Regions from separate parts of the Homo sapiens genome. Here region 2 is linked to region 1. A link is an interaction called in ENCODE POLR2A ChIA-PET data of the cell type or tissue named here. Cell type or tissue: OCI-LY7. All regions are shown on one strand. Links, peaks and the distances in the headings refer to the core of each region. The heading gives the core; the rest is flanking DNA.

What was found. Peaks named below come from ENCODE experiments on the same cell type or tissue, not always from the same donor. Only the 100,000 strongest peaks of a DNase experiment are listed, where the experiment ranks them.
Region 2: POLR2A ChIA-PET joins it to region 1 with 7 read pairs; 2 of 35 experiments call an interaction of 5 or more read pairs at or near these places.

Annotation. Positions count from the first base shown.
Region 1 is chr14:35,298,563-35,303,950 of GRCh38, forward strand. All of the region lies in intron 1 of PSMA6 (proteasome 20S subunit alpha 6), which reads left to right. The region is part of intron 9 of PRORP-PSMA6 (PRORP-PSMA6 readthrough); the gene reads left to right. Among named protein-coding and RNA genes, the nearest start is that of PSMA6, 8.9 kb to the left of the region's middle. In OCI-LY7, for the core only: no CTCF peak of the experiment used is centred there; a DNase peak (open chromatin) is centred at 3,369; H3K4me3 peaks cover 2,689 bases; H3K27ac peaks cover 2,944 bases.
Region 2 is chr14:35,745,859-35,751,246 of GRCh38, forward strand. RALGAPA1 (Ral GTPase activating protein catalytic subunit alpha 1) reads right to left here. Exons shown (of 42, transcript NM_001346249.2): 9 at 4,624-4,832; 10 at 2,727-2,966. Among named protein-coding and RNA genes, the nearest start is that of SNORA101B, 14 kb to the right of the region's middle. In OCI-LY7, for the core only: no CTCF peak of the experiment used is centred there; no DNase peak of the experiment used is centred there.

The DNA of each region.
Region 1 (5,388 bases), core at 334-5,333:
GTTTACTCAGTTTTAGAGTTCTGTAAGTTTCCAAAATTTTAGCCCAAACCAAAGTCTTTGATCATGTAGTGTTTAAGTACTGTTGCCAACGTTTGAATCCTGACTTTAAAAAATAAATATCATTTTAAAATGCTGCCCATAAACTATTATTTTTATCTTTATTTCTTTATTATTATTATTATTATTTTGGAGACAGAGTTTCACTCGGTTGCCCAGGCTGGAGTACAGTGGTGCAATCTCAGATCACTATAACTTCCGCCTCCCAGGTTAACTCAATTATCCTGCCTCAGTCTCCTGAGTAGCTGGGATTACAGGCGCGCACCACCATACCTGGCTAATTTTTGCATTTTTAGTACAGACAGAGTTTCACCATGTTGGCCAGGCTGGTCTCAAACTCCTGACCTCAAGTGATCCACCTGCCTCGGCCTCCCGAAGTACTGGTATTATAGGCGTGAGTCACTGCGTCCAGCTATTTATTTTTTGAGACAGGGTCTCACTCTGTCGCCCAGGCTGGAGTGCAGTGGTGTAATCATAGCTCACTGTAGCCTCAAACTCTTGCACTCAAGAAATTCTCCTGCCTCAGCTTCTCAAGTAGCTGGGAGTACAGGTATACACCACCATGCTCAGATAACTTTTTATTTTTAGTAGAGATGACATCTTGGTGTTTCCCAGGCTGGTCTTGAACTCCTGGGCTCAACTGATCCTCCTGCCTCCATTCCCAAAGTGCTGGGATTATAGGTGTGAGCCGCCGCAGTGCCCAGCCTCTTTTTTTTTTTTTGAGATGGAGTCTCACCCTGTCACCCAGACTGGAGTGTAGTGGTGCAATCTCGGCTTGCTGCGACCTCTGTCTCCTGGGTTCAAGCGATTCTCCTGCCTCAGCACCCCAATAGCTGGGATTACAGGCGCCTGCCACCACACCTGGCTAATTTTTGTATTTTTAATAGAGGCAGTGTTTCACTATGTTGGTTAGGCTGGTCTTGAACTCCTGACCTCAAGTGATCCACCCGCCTCGGCCTCCCAAAGTGCTGGGATTACAGGCGTGAGCCACCATGCCCAGCCTCTTTTTTCTTAATTGGCCTTCATATACCATAGGTTGTCCGTATCTGCTCTAAACCATGATACTACTGTTTACCCTGCCAGTGTTTCTTTAAAAGATACTCTTTAGGTGTTGAGTTGTCTAAATTCTTTGCTCTGGCAGTTTCCATTTTTCTGGAAATTATTATAAAACATTTCATGGTGGTAGTGTTAAAATGGGGATTCATTTATACAAGCCTTTACTGAAATTACAGTGCAGCTTGATGAGTACTAAATAGTATAAAAAAGGTATTACAGGAAGTGACTAACTGCCTAGGAGAGCCGGGAAAGGCTTCTCAGAGATGAATTGGCCCAGATGAAGATTAAATAAGGAAATTTGGGGGACCAGTGCATAGATCAGTCAGTGTGAATGCAGTATAGACAGTAACAACTGAAAGAGTAAATTATAGCAATATTTTGAAGGGGCTTGAGTACCATGCTAGAGTTTGGACTTTTTTCCATGTGTTTTGAACAGAGCTAGCAGGGGTCTTTAAGAATGGCGAGGTAATTAAGTAAAATAATAGGAGAGTTGAGTGTAGAAATGGGATTAGAAAGGGACTGATGGTTCACACCTGGAATTCCAACACTTTGGGAGGCTAAGGCAGGAGGATTGCTTGAGGCCAGGAGTTCGAAACTAGCCTGGACAAAATAACAAGACCTTGTCTCTGCAGAATATATAAAATGAAATTAGCCAGGTGTGGTAGTACACACCTGTTGTCCCACATACTCTGGAGGCTGAGGTAGGAGGATTGCTTGAGCCGAAAGTTTCAGGTTGCAGTGAGCTACGATCACACCACTGCACTCCAGCCTAGACAACAGAGTGAGACCTTGTCTCAGAAAAGAAAATAAAAAGGGGACTGGTGGCAGGAAGAACAATTAGAAGAGGTTTGCTCAGTATCAGTAATTCATATAAACCCTAATGAGTGAATTAAGGTAATAAGAGAGAAAGGGTGGAGGGGTCTCTTGAGCTTATTTTTCACATTTTTATTATAGAATACTTTAGACAAATGTAGATAGACTAGTACAGTGACCTTCATGTACCCATCACACAGCTTCATCTGATGTCAATATTTTGTCAGTCTTGTTTTCTCCCTTTCCCACGCACTTTCCCCGCTCTTCTAGAGTACGTTAAAGCAAATCCTAGGTATAAGAATGGACATTTCTTGGGAAAGGGCAGGAGGTTAGAGTCAAGAGTGATAACCCAGGTTTGTAGCTTGAAAAATTGAGTGGTTAGTAATACAATTATGAAATAAGGACTGTAAGAAAAGCAGGTTTATAAAGAGGAAGAGTTTATTTTTAGACATGTCTGTGGCTAATAGGCATAGGTATTTGAAGAAATAGACATTTGTAATTATAAGTCCAGAGCTAGAGATGACAGATTAGTAGTGATTATCTAGGTTATAGCTAAATCTCTGGTTTAGGGTAAAATCATCCAGGGATGGAGAAAATAATAGAATTCTGGGAAATACCAGTATTTCAGGAGCTGGCTGAAGAGATGAAAGCAGTGAAGAAGATTGAGAAGGGAAGTTCAGAGAAGTAGGAGAGGAAGAGTAGGAATGATATTCTTAACAAAGAACTTTAAATTTGGCTGAGCGCAGTGGTTCACACCTATAATCCCAGCACTTTGGGAGGCCGAGGCGGGTGGATCACTTGAGGTCAGGAGTTTGAGACCAGCCTGGCCAACATGGTAAAACCCCGTCTCTACTAAAAATACAGAAAAACTAGCTGGGTGTGGTGGTGTGTGCCTGTAATCCCAGCTACTCAGGAAGCTGAGGCAGGAGAATCGCTTGAACCTGGGAGGCAGAGGTTGCGGCGAGCCAAGATTGCTCCACTGCACACCAGCCTGAGTGACAGAGTGAGACTCCATCTCAAAAAAAAAAAAACTTTAAAATCCAGTTGCTCAGTTACACTAGCCACATTTTATGTGCTCAATAGCCACATATGACTAGTGACTATCATATTGGACATTGCAAATATAGAACATTGCCAGCATCACAGAAATTTCTGTTGGACAGCACTGGTCTATATAAAGAACGAGGGCCCCCTTAATGAATCCTGGCAAATTCACAGGTGCATTCTCTGTTGAGAAGCATTTTTTATATGTAAAATGTTTTTTATTTTGTGAGACAAAAGTTTATGTGGTAGGGAAGATACTCTTTTGTGGCTTTTACCTTTTGCATTATTTAAGCAATAAGCATGTATTCATTTATTTAGTTCAGGGATGACAGACACAAATGCTTACACAGACCAGATAAGTAATGCCAGTGAGTAAAACAGGCTGAGTGAAAGATAACAGGAAATGGTGGGACCTGTGGAAAACTGCAAAACACCTGCTCAGCTTAGGTGATTTTTTTTTTCTTTGTGGCCAGTTGCTATGTGGGATTGAAGATCAAGTGTTACTAGAATTTTTTTTTTTCTAGGAAAAAATCACATCTCTAAAGACCCTCTGCCTGCTTTTGCCATATAAGGTAACATTCACAGGTTCCAGGGACTAGGACATAGATATATTTTGGGGATGCATTTACCAACCTACCAGAGGGTTAATGATTTTATTGGCTCAAAGAACCAGTTTTTGACTTAGCTGGTTTTTCTCTTGTTGTCTGTTACTGTTTCTTGATTTCTGGCCATGTTGTCCAGGCTGGTCTTAAACTTCTGGGCTCAAGCGATCCTCCCCATTCAGCCTCCCAAAGCAGTGGGATTACAAGCATGAGCCATCACACACAGCCAGAATCACTACAAATTTAGTGGTGTTTAAACAACACACACTTATTATGTCATAGTTTCTTTATGTTTTTCATTTGTTTTTCTCTGTTTTCAAAATTTTTTCTATTTTTGGTTTTCAGACATTGGACCATAATGAATCTATATGTGATTTTCTGTTTTCATTTTGCTTGGAGTTTTCTGAGGTTCTTTAATCTGAAATTTTTTTGTCTTTTGCCATATTTTTAACATTTTTAGCCATTATTTCTTCAGATTTTGTTTTCCGATTCTTTGCTCTCCATATAGGACTCCAGTTGTACATATCTTACACATTTTGATGTAGACCCACAGATTCGTTGTTTTTTTCAACTATTTTTTCTGCCTTTTTAAGATTGGATCATTTGATACATTTTCATATTCACTCACTCTTTCCTTTCTCATCTCCATTCTACAGTTACGTCCATTTGGTGAATTTTTAAATTTTACGTATTATATTTTTCAGTTCTACAATTTCCTTTTGCTTCTTTCATTTTTTCTTTGCTGAGATTTCCTATCATTTTTCATTTTGAGAACATTTTCCATCATGTCATTGAGCATAGTTATAATGGTTGTTTTTAATTCTTTGCTAATACAGCAACATCTGGGTCGTCTCAGGATTGTTCTTTTTGAGAATTAAACACAATATTCCTGGTTTTTGTTGTTTGGTTTTGGTTTTGGTTTTTTAGTTTGACTTGATTTGTTTTTTGGTATATTGAGAGTTCCGGATTGTATCCTGGACATTTATGAATGTTATTTTATGAAGACTGTGGATTCTGTTATATTTCTCCAAAGAGTATTGACTTGTTTTGTTCTAATAGGCAGTTAATTTGGTTATTCTCAAGCTACAAAGTCTGTCTCTTGGGTGGCATCTTAAATCTCACTCGGTTTCTTTTATCCTTAACTAGGCCGCTTGGAGTCTGCCTTGTGTGTGTTGTTATGGAATCTGCTAGAGATTTGGGCAGTGTTTATATATAGAAGTTGGGACTCTCACTCTCTAGTGCTCTGGTTTCTCTCCCTTGTTTTCTGGCAGCTATTGTTACCCCAAACTGTTCTCTAGTTCTTCAGGCCAAAAAGACTGAGTTTTCTGTGGGAGTTCAGCCTTTACTGCTCTCAGATTATGAGCCACAAAAATGGGAAACTCAACTCATGCCATTCCTTTCTCCCAACTGTTGACTTCCCCTCTAGAATCTGACTTTGTGGTGTCTTTAGGTAGTTGTTGTTTTGTTTAGAGTTAGTACTTTTTATTTGTGGAGGGCTGATCTGATAGAAGCTTTATTAGCCATATCAGGATCAGAATCAAGAAGCACTTTGAAAGTTGTACAGCTAGTCCTCCATATTCAACCCATATTCATGGGTTCATCATCCATGGATTCAACCAGCTGCAGATCATAAATATTCAGGGAAAAAATTGCTCCTGTACTGAACATGTACAGATTTTTTTCTTGTCATTATTCGCTAAACAATGTAGTATAACAACTATTTAGCATTTACATTGTATTAGCTAGTGTAGTGTAAGCTAGAGATAATTTCTTTCTTTTTTTTTTTTTAAACGGAGTCTCACTCATTGTATTAGCT
Region 2 (5,388 bases), core at 260-5,259, 450 kb after region 1:
AGGATGGCTTTAGGCAAGGACTTAGAGACCAGCCTGGGCAATATTATAGCGAGAACCCCTCTCTACAAAATAACTTTTAAAAATTAGGTAGGCATGGTGGTGTGCACCTGTAGTCCCAGCTACTCAGGAGGCTGAGGCATAGGTATCAGTTGAGCAGTGAGTTGTGATCACACCACTGTACTCCAGCCTGGGAAATGGAGTGAGGCCCTGTTTCAAAAAAACAAAAAGAGGGAAATCCCACATTTGCAACAACATGGATTAATCCAGCAGACATTATTCTAAGTGAAATAAACTAGACACAGAAAGACAACTTACTGTATAATCTCACTTAAATTTGCAATATAAAAAATCAAACTTATAAAAACAGAGTAGAATGGTAGTGACTAAGGGCTGAGCAGCAGGCAAAATGGGAGATGCTGATCAAAATGTACAAAGGTTCAGTTATGTGGGATGAACAGGTTCTGGATATCTAGCATGGTGACTATAGTTAATAATCCCATATTTTACACTTGAAATTTGCTAGAAGATTTTATCATAAGTGTTCTTACCATATGCAAGCAAATGAAATTTTATCTATGTAAGGCCATGATTATGTTAACCAGATTGATTGTAGTAATCATCCGCAATGTACAGGTATATCAAAACATCACAATGTACACCTTAAATATATAGAATTTTTATTTGTCGGGTATACCTCAATAAAGTTGGGAAAACCCCATAAAATTAGAAGTGTTTGATACCAACATACATCCACTAAAGTAATTTCTAAATGACGAACTTCAAGCAGAGGAAAGTGATTCTAAATAGAAGATCTGAAAGGGAAGAAATCATGATAAAATAAAGTGGCAAATATATAACAAATACACACCAACACAAAAAATAGAACTAAATTACTTGATAGTAATATATATGTTGGGGGGAAAATCAGACTAGTAGGGTTCTAAGGTCCTTGTATTGATTAGGAAGAGGGTAAAAAAATAACTTTAGAACTTGAAAAGTGAAGTATACATGTTAAAACTTATACGATAACCACTAAAGGAAAAGGAATGGGGGCTGGGGGGAAAAGATAGAAAAAGACAGAAAGAAAAGACTAATAAAACTGACAAATCTCTGGCAAGAATCATCATTAAAAAAAAGAAAAAAAGAAAGAGAGAAAAACAAACAAGGGATAGGGCCAGGCACAGTGGCTCATGTCTATAATCCCAGCACTTTGGGAGGCCCAAGGCAGGAGGATTGCTTGAGGCCAGGAGTTCAAGACCAGCCTGGACAACAGAGCAAGACCCCACTCTACAAAAAAAATTTAAAAATCACCAGGCAATTAAATACTGCATTTATGGGAATGAAAAGGAGAAACATGACTATAAATGCTTCAGAGGTTAAAAGGATTATAAGAGGATGTGATAAGCTTTGTCAACAAATTTGAAAACAAACACAAGAAGAAATGCCTAGAAAAATAAACTTATTTAAACTGACTCAACAACTGGAAAGCCTGAATAGTTCTACAAGCTTTAAAATTCCCCATGAGTATTCCAACATAATTTGTCAAATGTCTTTCCTTTCCCAATTGTTACATATTCTGTAAACACAAACCTTAAATCTGGCTGGAACCACTGCCAACACTGGACAAAAATGAAAATGAGTTTGTTTCTTTAACTTAGGCTGACAAGGCTAATGCTGTCTCATGCTTTGTTTTACACATCAATAAGTATGTGTGGAGATCAAGATTATTTGCTTTGCCTAGAGAGCTCCCTGGAATGTGAATGCAGTGTGGCACTGAATAAAGAGCACTGACATGGGAACCAGGATGTGGGCATTTTATTTGAAGATCTACCACTTACTTGCTGAGACACCTGAATGATCCCCCTCAGCTGCAAAACTCAATGTTGTTTACCTGTAAAAGTTAAGTGCCTTTGCCATCAAGAGCAAATAGTAGTTTTCATAAGGTTTCTCTTCCACAAAATTTCTACATATTTGAGAACATGCACTTAGGGATTTCCAGCTGTTTCATGTGAAATAGCTTTTTGTTCTTTTATTTTCCCTTTTTTTTTTCTATACTTTCCTTAAGAAATATCTGTCTTAATCAACTTTGACTTCAGAATGCCTTAGAGGACAAAACTAAGCCTTGAGGGTAAAAGCAATAAAAACCTCCCTTCTTATATCATAAACCATTTACTGATGATAGAGTGGAAGATAAAATAATTTTACCATAGTTTATTAATCAAATGATAGAAGAGTTTCAATCTATAATGAGTAATTTAAAAAATTATTCTAGTAACAGGAGTATAAGGGGAAAATAATTATTACGCTAAAAGTATCACAAACTAAAATATATAAAGAATAGAAAATACTAGAGGATTAGATGTAAATTATATAAACTAAGTATAAACTTAGTTTAATAATTACTTAGTTTAAAATTCTTAAACTAAGAATTACTACTAAGAATTACTTAAATTAGTTTAAAAATCTACATGAAGAATATATTTTAAATAGCTAATAATCAGTAATTTCTCTCTCTCGCTCTTTTTTTTTTTTTTTTTAAGAGATGCGGTCTCTCCATGTTGTCCAAAGTGGCCTCAAACTCCTGGGCTCAAGCGATTCTCCCACCTCAGCCTCCTGAACAACTACAACTAAAGGTACACACCACTGTTCCCAGCTAAAAATCAGTATGTTTAATATTAAAGATAAAAGCCTTCCTTATAAATTAAAAATACTGAGAGGTATGTTACCTGACGAAATATCTCTGTCACAAAGTTTACATTACTCCTTTTAGAAGAAAAAACTCTGCGAACTATTTCAATGTCTGTGAGATGTTCTTCATCAATACTACAGAGACTAGATGAGCTAGGTTCTCGCTCCGTGAGAGTGCTTGTATTGGAATGAGACTGTTCGGGTTCTGTAGTTCTGTCTGTTTTATCAGCATTATCATTTTTGCTTTCTTCTCTGGATACTAAACTAGCAGCTGCTCTCTAAAATACAAAAAAAAAAAAAAAAGAGAGAAACAATATCATAATCATTTAACTATGTATTTTGTCTTTTAATAGGTAATACTGACAAAATCCAAAACATTTCCCAAGTAATTTATACCACTGCTTAAACTCCGGGCATAGAGTTTCATTTAAAAGCCATTCTAAATAATTAAGTGGCAATGCAAGTAACTCAACATCTAAGTGACAGATACTCCAAAATGTGTGGTAATTAATCATCTACCCACCTATAGTTATATATTCTTCTCAGTAAGTTTGCAGTTCAAACAAGTTATTAATCAAAGCTGGGTGGATGAATAATGGAATTAGAGACAGCTCAGACCTTCAAGAATAAGTAAATAACTTAACATCAGAATGTTTACCTAATAAAAACTTAATGTTTAAAATTATCTCTATTTTACTGTGGACAAAAATTTAGACAAGTAAAAGTTTCCTAAACAAAACAAAAAACAAAGGAACAAAATTTATGACAGAAGTAGGAACAAAACTAACAGAAAATATTAGAAAACTTGAGAGAAAATTCTATAATTCTAATAATGGAATTTTCACCAAGTCTGAAGATCAAGCCTAACCAGATAGGGAAAAATTAAGTCTTAAGGTGGTGATAAGCAAATTACTATATGGTAAAAGTAGCACTATTCTGTGGTATAAATTACTTTCTGTTAAGTTATTCAATTTTTGGCCTCAGTTTTGTCATCCATAAAATAACAGAGCTTAAATAAATGACCTCAAATATACCTTTCCAACCAAAAACATTTATGATTTTCATCCATTACATTCTAGGATCAGAAAGCAGATAGTTCTGCTTGAGAATTTTCGCACTTAATAGTTCTTAATACAGAAGTTAGAGCAAAGTTTTGGAGGAAGACACACAATACAGTTTGCTAAAGATAAATAAACTAAGAGGAATAAAAGTCAAATTTTCTGAATTCTGATGAACTAAACACACGTTATACCTTTATCCTACTTATAAAAGATTTAAGGTGTTATAGAAAAAACACACATAGTTTAAGATTTTAAAAACTAAGAAAATCTGAGGAGAGGAAAATAAAAGTAGTAAAAATACTGTAATATAGACATGTTTAGAAAAATGTACGAGGGAAAATAGAAGATAAAAAAGAAGTATGAGGGAAAAAAGTAAACTGTTAAATCCAAAACAACAGTTTGAAATATTAGTTCCTCTACTGTATTGCTTTGTAATTTTATATCACATTTCTAGACTTGGCGTCTTTGTTGAAAAAGGGGGGAAGGGGGTGTGAACAGGTCTTTTAATCTGCATTTTGTGAATGCCCCCAAATTAAAAAGGGCCATCAAGGTTCTACCATTTGATCACAGTTCTTTTCACTTGTAAGATTTATCTGTACAATAAAGAATATTTTTAGTATTGTATAATTAAAATACAGAAATAAGAAGCTGAGACTGACATACTAATGAAATTATCTTCTATACTTCCCGTTTCATTTCTTTATTAAGAAACTTATTAATTCTATAATTAAAATTTGCATTTACAAAATATATTTATACAAATAAAATAGCACTATTATTTAAGTGTACGCTCCACCTAAGGCAACTGAACTCAATGGACTAAATCTCAAAAGCCATTTCTAACTTTAACAGGCCTGCCTCATTTGTGCATTACCTGAATATTCTTTGGCAAGACTTCACCTTCCATCCCAGGAATATGAGGTCCTGTATGTGGTTTTGGCTCCAGCCAGAAAGAAACCAGCCAACGAATGACAATAACACGAGCCTTAATGAAAGGCTCCTTTGTACAATAGATTGCTTCATTGGTTTCAGCATCTTTCTTTATCACGACATAATGTGGCTTTGGTCTCATCTGCGGGATGTCTGTGCAAAATAAAAGGAAGATGAAAACCAAAATAAGAAAGAAATTATGTTTAGAAAAAACCTACATTTTTAAATACTTGAGAAAATATTGTTATGCTACTCTGGTTTCAGAAGTAGCTTTAGCACAGAAATGACATTTCAAAATTTGCCAGATGTTTGCATGGAACTCAGAAGAGTGAACCATATATACCAGGATGATATGTGGAAACATGTATTTTTACAAAATATCAAAAAGTTCAGTGAACCTACCTAAGTACAAAGAAGCTTCCAGAACCATTTAAAATAAATAAGAGCTCACACTTCAATTAACCTACCACTGAAACACATAGTTTGAAGTCATACAAAATATGAGGTTTTACCTGAGCCTGTTAGTTGCCTAAACTTGGTATTAGGAACATCTTTCTGGGAAAGAGACAATTTACCTACGGACTACCAATACCTTCTATATATGGCAGAGATATGCTTCTAACCCAGGATTTGTACACAAGGCTCTAGGCTCAAGGTTCCAAGAGATATGTTGGCACAATAATTATTAAAAGTAATTGCAAAAACTGCC